Regions from separate parts of the Mus musculus genome. Here region 2 is linked to region 1. A link is a contact called in ENCODE POLR2A ChIA-PET data. All regions are on one chromosome and are shown on one strand. Each heading gives the region's core, a stretch centred on a gene start or an enhancer-like site at or near the end of the contact. The rest is flanking DNA. Distances are from core to core; before and after follow the strand shown.

Region 1 (5,128 bases), core at 860-3,359:
CAGTGGGGTAATAGGGGGTGGGTTGACCCGGATGGGGTCCATGCCCTGGAAGGGCTTATGTTCCGGAATGGAGCCCATGTCGTTGGGATGGTGGTACAGGTTGTAGTCAGGAATCATGGGGAAAAGATTGCTGTCCAAGGCCGGCTTGGCCGATTGGTAATCCTGGGGGGAATAGGCGAGCCCAGGGTTTCCCTGGGGGTCGTGGAAAGACACGGGCTCCGAGTAGAGATCGCCGCAGTTGGAATAAGGAGGCAGCGCCGGATACATGGCCTCCACGTCTCCCTGAGGAGGCTGCACCATGCTAGCCGTGGACGTCTGCGTACTGAGCGCCCCTGAGGCCGGGGGCACCCCCAAGATGCCGGCACTCATGAGGCTAATGATGTTGTCCTGGCACCAGTTGGAAGGAGAGTCGAAAGCGAACTTTCCCAAGTAGGTCACGGTCTTGTTGCCGGGGGCTGGCTGGAAAGAGCTCGAATAAGAGAGTTCCGGATTGGGCTTCTCGTTGGTCAGACCGATGTCCATCACATTCTCTGCGGAGAGCGGGGGAGAGAGGGGAGGGGTGAGTGAAGCCGAGCCGGCTCCCGGCCGCGGCGCCCAGGTCCTTGCCCAGGAGTAGAGGGTGCGGCCGGCTGGAGTGCGCAGCGCGTGGGGTAAGAGGAACGCCGAGCCCGGCGCAAAGCGGGCGGTGCCGCGCTCCCCGGCGCAACCTGGATACAGCAAAATACTACGGATCGGGGTGTGGAGTGGCTCCGGCACACACACCGCACACGCCGCGCACACACTCACGTACCACACACAGACACGCACGCGCGCAAGAGAGCATTGTTGTTCTTCCCGAGGTGGGGCGGACAGGTAGCTGCAGCTACAGGTAGTTTCAGACCCGGAGCGCGCCCGGCTCTCGCTCTCCAGCACACACAACTCGGCCTCTTCCCCCGGCCCTGTCTACTCCAAGACGCCGCGCCTTCATGCCCCAAGCGAGGTCCCCCTACGCGCGCTGAGCCCGGGTGGCCGACCCAAAGAGCTTCGACGCTTTTGTCCTCGGAGCGCAGAAGGGTGCCGCCCGTAAAGGGAGCCTCTCCCGGCCCCAGTCTCCTCCCGGCCTGAAGGAGCTTTCTGCTCGGGCTGGAGGGGAAAAGCCTAAACCCAGCTAAGGAGAGTGGAGAGCGGCGGAAAACCAGCCCATGTCTCCACGGCGGGAGCGGCCGCCGTTCCCAAGCTCCCGGGTCCCAGGATCGCCCCCGGTGGCAAACCCTTTCCCCCGCCCCGTGGGTGAGCCCCCTCCCTCTCCCCACCGTCCCCACACCCCCAATGGCTTTGCTGAACGCCCCGGAAAGGCAGCGTCGCAGTACCTCTCCCACCGTGGGGACTCCACGCCGCACATGGCTCCATCCCGGGTGGGAGGCTGAGGGAGTAAGGAGGGGGGAGAGCGCGGGTGAAAAAGACGCTGGGCTCCTCCCGAGAAAGGGGGCTACAGCACCACGCCTTGCACGCAGCCCAGCGATCGGGCCCCCTGCGTGGGGAGGGAGAACCCCAGAGCTGCTCGCACCTACCTCCCTCCAGTCGGCGGCTGCCCCCACCCGGGAGAACCGAAGCCTCAACCGTGGCGTCTCCAACCAAGCCTTCCCGATCTCGGAGGGCGGGAGGAGTGGGTGGGAAAAGCAACTCGCCCCCCAGAAAATTCCCAGCGCGCCCCCCATCTTTCCATCCGTCTCTCCATCCATCCATTTCTGCATCCATCGATATGTGCATCCATCGCTAGCTCGCTCCCTCCTCCTCGTCCTCCCCCTTTCCTTCCTCGCTGCCTCGCCGCCTCACCGCCACCCTTACCTGTAGCCATCTGATTGTAATGGGCTACCGAGTCGCTGCTGCCGGAGAAGAGGTTGAGCGCGCTGGGGATCTCCTCGGGGTACAGATTGTCAGGCAATTGATTTAGCAAACTGCTCATGGTCACCGGCAGCTTCTCGGCGAGTTTGCCGGTCATAGCACTCCCGAGCTACCGCCGCCACCGCCGCCGCCGCCACCGCCGCCGCCGCCTGTTCCTAACGCAGCTTCCAGGCGAGCGGCATCCGAGAGGCGATCCGTGGTGCAGGGGAAAAGCATGCGAGAGGGAAAGTTCGGAGGGAGGGGGGAGTGAAAAGGGGAAGGGGTGGGTCAGGGGAGGGGATCTATTCTTTTTTGGAGGGGTGGATGGGAGAGGGGCAAAGAGGGTAATCCTCTCGGGTGCCTCGGCTGGTGCGGTGCGACGCTGGGTCGTGGGGGTGGGGTGGGGCGTGTGCGAGGAGTGGGATGGGGGCTGGGCTGGGGGGGTGATCTAGGCTCCAGGGGGTCAGACGCGGCTTCAGTATTGATCTCACAGACACGAGCCCGCCGACCCCCCCCGCCCCCCGATCTGCCACAGCCGCCGCCGCCGCTGCCGCCGCCACCTCCTCTGCTGCTGCTGCCGCCGCCGCTGCTATCACCACCAACCAGCCCCGCCGCTTCCTAGCTAGCTCACTGCTGCCCAAAAGCTCCCAGCCAGGGAACTCCACCAGTCTATTTATCTGAGCCCCGGGAAAGCTCCGTGACGTAGCTGCCCATATATGGACAGACAAAGCCCAGCCGAAGGGGCGCGACGTCACAATGGAAGCTCCTCACAATGGAACATTAGAAAGCAGGAAGCGGGCCGCAGCCAACGTGCAGCGCCCGCACCGCTCTCCGTTCTTTAAAAAAAAAAAAAAAAAAAAAAAAAAAGTCAATTAGATTAGAAAGAAGGAAAGCGAGAAGAGAAAAAAGAAAGAGGGACGAAGCCGAATGCAAAGCGCGCGATGCGCAGTGCACAGTTGAAAAACCCTGTAACTAAACATGTAGGTTTTTATTTGAGGACAGCATTAGAGACAGAATTTAGTCGTTGGAGGAGTGGAGTTGTTTGCAATTGGTCTCCAGCACTCCCAGCATTTAGAAAGAGTTCAGTACACCAGGACACAGGTTCCTTAGCAGTCTAGGAATGGGAGAGGTGACCGCTTCAAGCCAGGCTCCCCCACACAACTTCTGTCTTTCCTTCTTATCCTTGACTGGATTCAGATGGAGAGATGAAGTATTTTCCTTTGGGGAAGGGGTTCTAATGTCCTAAGGCTTCTTATTCTTGGACACTTAGAACTTTCGTGCGGACATCATTCTGATTCACCGCCCGCAGCCCCGGCCCCTCCCTTGGGGTTCCTGACCCCGCGCTGACTCTCAGTTGAGCGCAGTGGCCCGGGAATGTGTAGCGGATTAGCTAGTTGCGCAGTGGGCAAGAACTTTTAGGGGCGAGGGTATGAGGGTTTTGTTGTTGTTGTTGTTGTTGTGGAGATTAGGAAAGAGTGAAGTTTAGGGGATAGAAAACACGTGCACCAAATAATTCCCAGATAAATTCCCTAACGGTTCTAAAGCAAACCCCTTTGGCCACAGGATGGCAGGAGGGCCCAGCAGGCCGGGGCACAGTCGCTATCTACTGCAGCCGGCGAAGGGCTTGCGGCTGAGTTACTGCGGGAAGATGTGAAACCCACAGATTCTAAGCCACCAAGGCGGTCTCCTCCAGTCTCTACTCTCTGTCTCCCGCAGGGTTGTCCTCATTGCTGCCTGAGGGTGCCTTGCAGTCAAGGGCGGCCCCCTGTGCCGACCCAGGGTGCTGTCACCTCGACAGCGGATCCCGGGGGTGGGTGATGTGTTCCCCGAGGCCTGCTCCTGAAGCGCGCAGCCTGGCTGAGAGCGAGGGGGAGGAGAGGGAGGGAGCACGGAGGCGCGACCCCGAATCACACCGGGTTGGCGGGGGAGGATTCCCTCCTCAGTGGCCGCGTGGGCGCGGTGAATCCCGCGGCCCCCGCTGGAGAGTCGGGGTTGGGGGAACTTGCATCTCTCAGGGGGAGTGGGAGTGTTGACAAGAAGGAAGAGAGGATCCCCGGGCCTCACGCCGTGGGAGGTCCATGCGGGGCCGGGGGACGCGTGGGAGGAACTCCCTAGCTGCGCATTGTGATGGGGGTGGATGACAACCTCACTCCCTCTTCCCTCCCCTCAGTTTGGAGGAGAACATTGGGTGGGAAGGGCCCAGACTCCCCCGGATCTCCTCTAGCTCTTAGGGAAGGAGGGATTCCCGCCGCCCGTGAGCCCCCATCTCTGCCACCCCCACCTCCTCTCCCTCCAGGCTACCCATTCCTGTGCTCTAGAGGCTTTGCGCCCCCGGGTTCTCCTCCGCCCGCGCGGCGCGGGGAGACTGCGCGCTGCAGCGGTCCCGGGCTTCGGCCGGAATCAGGGCATGCAGCGCTTCCCGCCCCCGGCTCCATCCCTGGAGGGGGGAGCGGCTGGTCAGGGGCGTGGGCGGCGGTGTGAGCCTAGCTGGGTGCGGGAGGGGCCTCCGCGGCTGCAGGGAGGGTCGCGGGGCAGCGGGCCAAGCCGGGAAGAGCCATACAAGGAGCGGATCCGGTGACGCGCCGGCCGCGCCCCTTCTCCTGCTCTATTTGGCTGCAGATTCCGGTCCCCGGATTTGCATATTTTGGCATCCAGTGGAAAAGGGAAGAACGGAACCCGCAGCCTTTAAAGGAACCGCACAGACTGTAGCGTCACCTAGAGAGGCGGTCTGGCGGGGGGGGGGGGGGTGCGTGAAAAATTAGCCTCGAGCTCTGGCCTCTGGCTGGAGAGCCAGGCAATTGGGGAGGGGAAGGGGTGCCTAGGGTACCCGCAAGCTTTGGGCACGCCTCTGCATTGCTTCCTGCTGCGCGTGCGAGGGGAGGCTGGCTGACTGCGGTGGGAGGGGCGGGGTGTCTCGGTGGGTTCCTGCCTTCTGCCTGGACTTGCTGCGAGGTTCTCGGCCCTGGACCGAGCAGCAGGTCTAAGATGGACTGCAATGCCCGTGTCTCCCCGCGTGAGGCAGAGATCAGCCTGACAGGGTGGTGGGAAGGAAGTGGAAGGCCTATGGCAGCCCAGCTCAACTAGCAAGGACCCAGGATAACATCCACTTTTCCACCTGTTGGGCTCTCTCCATAGAAGGAGCTGGGGGTTCTGTTCTTTTTCCATATGGGCCTATAGTGGAAGCATTTGGGATACTCGAAGGCTTTCCGGTCCCAGTGTCAGTTATTGCTTCTCCAGGGATGGCTGGAAACACTTTCGAGGATAG
Region 2 (5,128 bases), core at 1,381-3,880, 76 kb before region 1:
CCCAGGTAAGGGGCAACTGTGTCTTCCTCTGCATTCTGCTGCCTATGTGCCTGCCCAGGGTCCCATCAGCAGACCCCTAAACCGTAGCTTAGTGGGGCTGCTTCCTGCTTGTTTCTGGCCCCAGATGATGTAGTTCTCTTTCAGAAGGTGCAGAGGCAGCTTCACTTCCAGAAGTGGGGGTGCTTGTCACCAGCCCCTCTAGGCTGCCAGAGGCCTTGCTGGAACCAACCCACATCCTTCCACCCTCCCAGGAACCCAAGGTAGTGATGGATATATGTGGAGCAGGTAGTAGAATGGTGCAGGGTGGGGGAACATGGGAATGTGTAAGTGCAATGACAGGGAAATGACAGGATTGCTGTTTGGAGCAGGTGATTTGCTTGGGCAGTGAAGTTCCTGGTAGCTTCATTAGGGATGTATAGTATATAGATGTACTATAATAAGATGAGCCCTTATTCTCTGTTCAGCAGGATCTCTCCCACTGGGATAAGGTCAAAGTTCTGCTCAATCGGCTCCGTTGGAGGAGCCCTCGACTTCCTGAGCCTCCTGTTCCCCCTGATGGTTCTGGATCCAGGTGAGTCTTGTGCCTGATTTAGATTTAGGCAGTGGGGAGAGACTGCTGGGCGAGGATGTTGGTAGTGTCCTGTCTTGTAGTTAAGATGCCCCATTTGGCCGGGCTTGGTGGCGCACGCCTTTAATCCCAGCACTCAGGAGGCAGAGGCAGGCAGATTTCTGAGTTCGAGGCCAGCCTGGTCTACAGAGTGAGTTCCAGGGCAGCCAGGGCTACACAGAGAAACCCTGACTTGAAAAAAAACAAAACAAAACAAAACAACCCCCCCAAAAAAAACCCAACTAAACAAAAATATGCCCTATTTGTTGGTGAAGAGACAGAAGATGACATGAGATTGGGAACAGTGGCTTTCCCGAAGCCACTACCAGATTGTGGGCGGCATGTTCATCCTCACGTGTCAAGCCCTCACTCCTTACCACTGAAATTTAGGGGCTGGTAAGGTAGACACACAGGCAAAGTATTTTACTGTAGGTGAAGTCTGTCTGTCATGGTTGGCAGCTTCTCCTCAGGAGGTATGCAAAGCTTCTTGTCTGTTTTCTTTCTCTTCTTGTCTAACTTTCCTTTGCTTTTCTATAGGATGGAGTTTAGAAACCTCTCTGACAGGACTCCGTGCCATTCCCAACGGAAGACCTTTATACCAGCATTGGTGGTTAAGAAGCCACGAGCAAAAAATCTTTCTGTATGACCTCTTGGTGTACCTGGTGACCTTGGGAAGAAGTCCCTCACATTTTGGCTTACTGCTGCTTCTCTGCACTGCCAAGAAAAGCTATTGGTGCTTGCTCCTCTTCAAGGTGAAGGCCAAATCCATCTCTAAGCATCGAAGCAAGGAGCCCTGGATCCCCAAGAGGTTCCTGAGTGCAGTTCCAGCACTCTTCCAGGGCTCTTCCTCCTCATCAGAAATCTCTGGGCTTAGGCAATGTGAATTGACTTATTTATCAGGTGCTCATAGAGCATGTTTAGTATGGGAGTGTGTCAGCATGTTGCAGATGTAAGTTTATGCAATCTTTGTTGGACTTCCGTCTGCCCCATCTGATGGAATCATTCGTCCAAAGGGTTGGTGTTTGGGGTGTCACTGGAAGGATGGCACCGATCTTCATTCCACAATGAACAGTTACTAATGTGGACTTCTAATGTCTTCCTCATACCTGAGACGGCAGCCCTAGGACCAAGAACAACATTGCCTTGGGTACCTTTGTAGTGAGTCACGGCTCTGGAGTACAGCCCCTGAAGGCTGAATGAGGGATGGGGGGAAGGTCAAGAACATTGAGAGGAACAACACATAACTTGCAAGGTCAACTCTAAGATGCTGTGTTCTATCCTGGAGTTTAACCATAGCGAAGTCTCTTAATTTCTGAGCCACAGCTTCCTACTTGGGACCATGATACCCACCTTACCTACCTCATAAGCTTGTTAGGAGGATGAAGTAACATTAAACATTCTCAATGTGTGCTGTGACTGTTAAATGACCTGGGAAGGGTGTGATGCTGGAGGCAAACAGGAGTGGGGAGATGGGAGGCCAGAAGTTAAAGGAAGGTGTGTGTGTGTTCACTGTTAATAGTTGTGAAAATAGCCACATTTCTGGCAAGATTTTGGATAGAGCCACTTCATTAAGATCGTGTACGTTTCATATTTGAGAGTCTGGGTATAGATTTCGGATATGCTTACCCCTTGCTGATGGTGCAGTCAAGAAAAGGACAGGAATAGGGATGGGGGTGGGGTGGGGTGGTCATTGGCTTTAGTCAGAAGACTATCCCCTGGAAATGGACCCCCAGTAGGCACGCTCCTCCTCTAGCCAATGGAGGCCCTGCTTCTTTTGTTGCTGTAGTCTTGGGGGTTAGTAGAGCACAGCAGGGTGTGTAAGTGGTAGTCCCCTTCCTTGTGTTTGTGGGAGTGGGTCCAGTTCCAGTCATTTTGAGACCTGGAACCAATGGTTCGAGCTTACTTTTCTGATGGGACACTTGAGAGAGGACACCACCGAGCTCGGCTTCCGAAGGCATTATCGGATCTGGGAAGGCGCACTTCCGTTCCACAGTTGGAGCGGGATGGCAGGCTGGTGTGGGGGAAGGGAGAGGTCGATGGAGAAGAGGGAGGTACCATATCCGGGAGAGTGGCAGCTTCCGACCAGTGGTCTCTCTTCCGGAGAGGCGTTTCCGGTGGTGGTGGCAGCGGCGGCTGCGGTGGTTCCGGGTGTCTTTGTCCCCCTGGTGTCGTGGCCCTGGCCCGCAGGTGGGTTGGGGGCCTCCTGCTGCGCCCCCGCCTCTCCGTCTCTCTCGGGTGGCGAGGCTGCGGGGTCCGAACGGCGAAGATGCGCCAGTCGCGGAAAGAGCCGAGCCCCTCTGGACTGCAAGCTCCGTCGCCCTGGCAACGGCCTCGGCCCTGGGGGCGGGCGGGAGGAGGAGAAACCTCGCGCCGTGAACCTCCCACGGTGGCTTCTCGGTGGCCCGGCCCGGAAAGCTCTGCGCAGGCGGCTGCGGAGGCCGGAGCCTAGGGTCGGGACCTAGGAGGAGGGAGCGGCGTGCAGGCCGCTTGGCGAGGGCCGGCTGGACAGCTCCCTTCCCACCAGCGGGTCCTAAAGACGCCTGGCGGGCTTCCGGGGAGAGGGCCCGCATCACCAACCCGCTACTCGCACCTTTTATTTTTATTTTTTGCCCCGGCCCTGCGTGGAGTGTTCTGGCGGATGTTTTTGAATGAATGAATGTCACCGGAGCTCTTCCAGCCCCTCACTCCTCCAGCTTCTCTAAGGGGTGCCAGTGACATAGTGAAAGGAGTGCTAAGTTGTTGGGAGACCTGGGTGTGAGTCCCACTCTGTCACTACCTGGTTTTGTGGCCTTGGGCAAGTCTCCGGATCTCAAAGCTCCAGTTTCCTTGTCTGTAAACCAGCATGTCACTAGCACCCACCACTAGGTTATTGTGAGAACAAACTGGAGTAACGTTACTACCAATTTCATCTCCTCTACATCCTCTCCATTCTTCCATTTTAGGACCCACCTCTTCACCTTAAAAGCTTTACTTAAGATTTTCTATCCCCCCTCCCCCTCCCCAATAGATGGAAGTTTTCCATTGGAGCTGCTAACTTCTTTCTGTTTTGATTGAAGGTTTCCCCCCAAGACCTTGAAAGGACAGTATTCCAAATGTCCCAGTTTAAGCGGCAGAGGATCAACCCACTTCCAGGGGGACGCAACTTCTCAGGTGCTTAACTCCTTACTGGTTACACTCAGAACATGCTCGAGACTCAGTTTCAAAAACTATGGCTCTTGGGTGTTTTTCTGAATGTCTGAGTAGCTGATTGGAGCCACCTAGACCTCTGGGTTTATAAGATCCTCTGGCTATCTTCTAGTGCTTCGGGTAGTAGGTGCAATTCCTGGAGATTGCTTCTCTGTCCCCATAGGCGCAGCTTCAACATCTCTTTTGGGCCCTCCCCCTGGTCTACTTACTCCTCCTGTGGCCACAGACCTGTCCCAAAATGCCAGGCACCTTCAGGTATGTTGGGTGCTCTTTCTAGCGAGTTTCCCTTTGGGGCGACCCTAGTATGTTTGGATGCCTGCTGTGTGTTGTTTCTTGTGTTACAATGGTTTTTTGTTTGGTTGGTTGGTTTGGTTTTGTCCTGGTAGTAGGCCAGTGTTGGGGAACGCAGACAACTCTTAGGTTGGGGAATCTTGAATACCTGGCTCCAGAGAGGTCTTGGTGCGGTTTGGATGAAGTCAAGTATTAGCGTCTGTCCTCTTCACAGATAGGCTGTGTGCCCACTGGTTTTCTTCCCATGTGAATTTTCCTGTAATACCACGAGCCGAGTCCCTGTGGCTAGAGATGAGGCCCTAGTGACATAGCATGATTTTGTTCAGGTCACTTCCTGTTGCTTTTGACCTATCCTTCTCTTGCAGAGTGGGGAAAAGCAGCGAGTCTTCACAGGCATTGTTACCAGCTTGCATGACTACTTTGGGGTGGTAGATGAAGAAGTCTTTTTTCAGCTAAGGTAGGCTTGAGGCTAGTCTGTTCTCGGAAAGGTTGTTGCATTTAGTTCTGTCTCTGTGCTGGTGGGCCCCCTCTTTAAAGCCATTGCTTTGCTATCTTACTGCACGGTATGAGAAATTTTGATGGAGAAGGTCTTCCTGGGGGCAGTCAGAATAACTTGTCCAGGGTGCCTCCTGATGGGGCCTCCTGGTTTGTGTGCTGGCAGTGTGGTGAAGGGTCGACTGCCCCAGCTGGGGGAGAAGGTGCTGGTGAAGGCCGCATACAACCCAGGCCAGGCCGTGCCCTGGAATGCTGTCAAGGTGCAGACGCTCTCCAACCAGGTATTTTTCTTAGCATGTCCTCTGCAATGGGGAGGAGAGGAGGAAGTCTTGTGGTCTGACTTTTGGGCACAATCCTTTTTGTTGAGGAGGTGGGATAGATGTCTCTTCATGGTATCAACCTGGGGATCCCCTAAACTTGCCGGCTATTTTCCTCTAGCCCTTACTGAAGTCTCCAGCGCCTCCCCTTCTGCACGTGGCAGCTCTGGGCCAGAAGCAAGGGATCCTGGGAGCTCAGCCCCAGCTGATCTTTCAGCCTCACCGAATTCCC

Evidence for each region. ChIA-PET counts read pairs that join two places held with the same protein, here RNA polymerase II (POLR2A).
Region 2: POLR2A ChIA-PET joins it to region 1 with 19 read pairs in Patski. The contact joins the promoter of Ccar2 here to the promoter of Egr3 in region 1. POLR2A ChIA-PET finds 5 or more read pairs at or near these places in 2 of 5 experiments (Patski and embryonic stem cell).

Annotation. Positions count from the first base shown.
Region 1 is chr14:70,074,298-70,079,425 of GRCm38, reverse strand. Egr3 (early growth response 3) reads right to left here and starts at 2,109. Exons shown (of 2, transcript NM_018781.4): 1 at 1,828-2,109; 2 at 1-530. The coding sequence starts at 1,981.
Region 2 is chr14:70,151,293-70,156,420 of GRCm38, reverse strand. It overlaps Ccar2 (cell cycle activator and apoptosis regulator 2), which reads left to right and starts at 2,630. Exons shown (of 21, transcript NM_146055.3): 1 at 2,630-2,794; 2 at 3,664-3,757; 3 at 3,957-4,048; 4 at 4,450-4,541; 5 at 4,746-4,860; 6 at 5,018-5,128. The coding sequence starts at 3,700. 9930012K11Rik (RIKEN cDNA 9930012K11 gene) reads left to right here. Exons shown (of 7, transcript NM_001112735.1): 4 at 1-5; 5 at 145-260; 6 at 468-571; 7 at 1,145-2,016. The coding sequence ends at 1,253.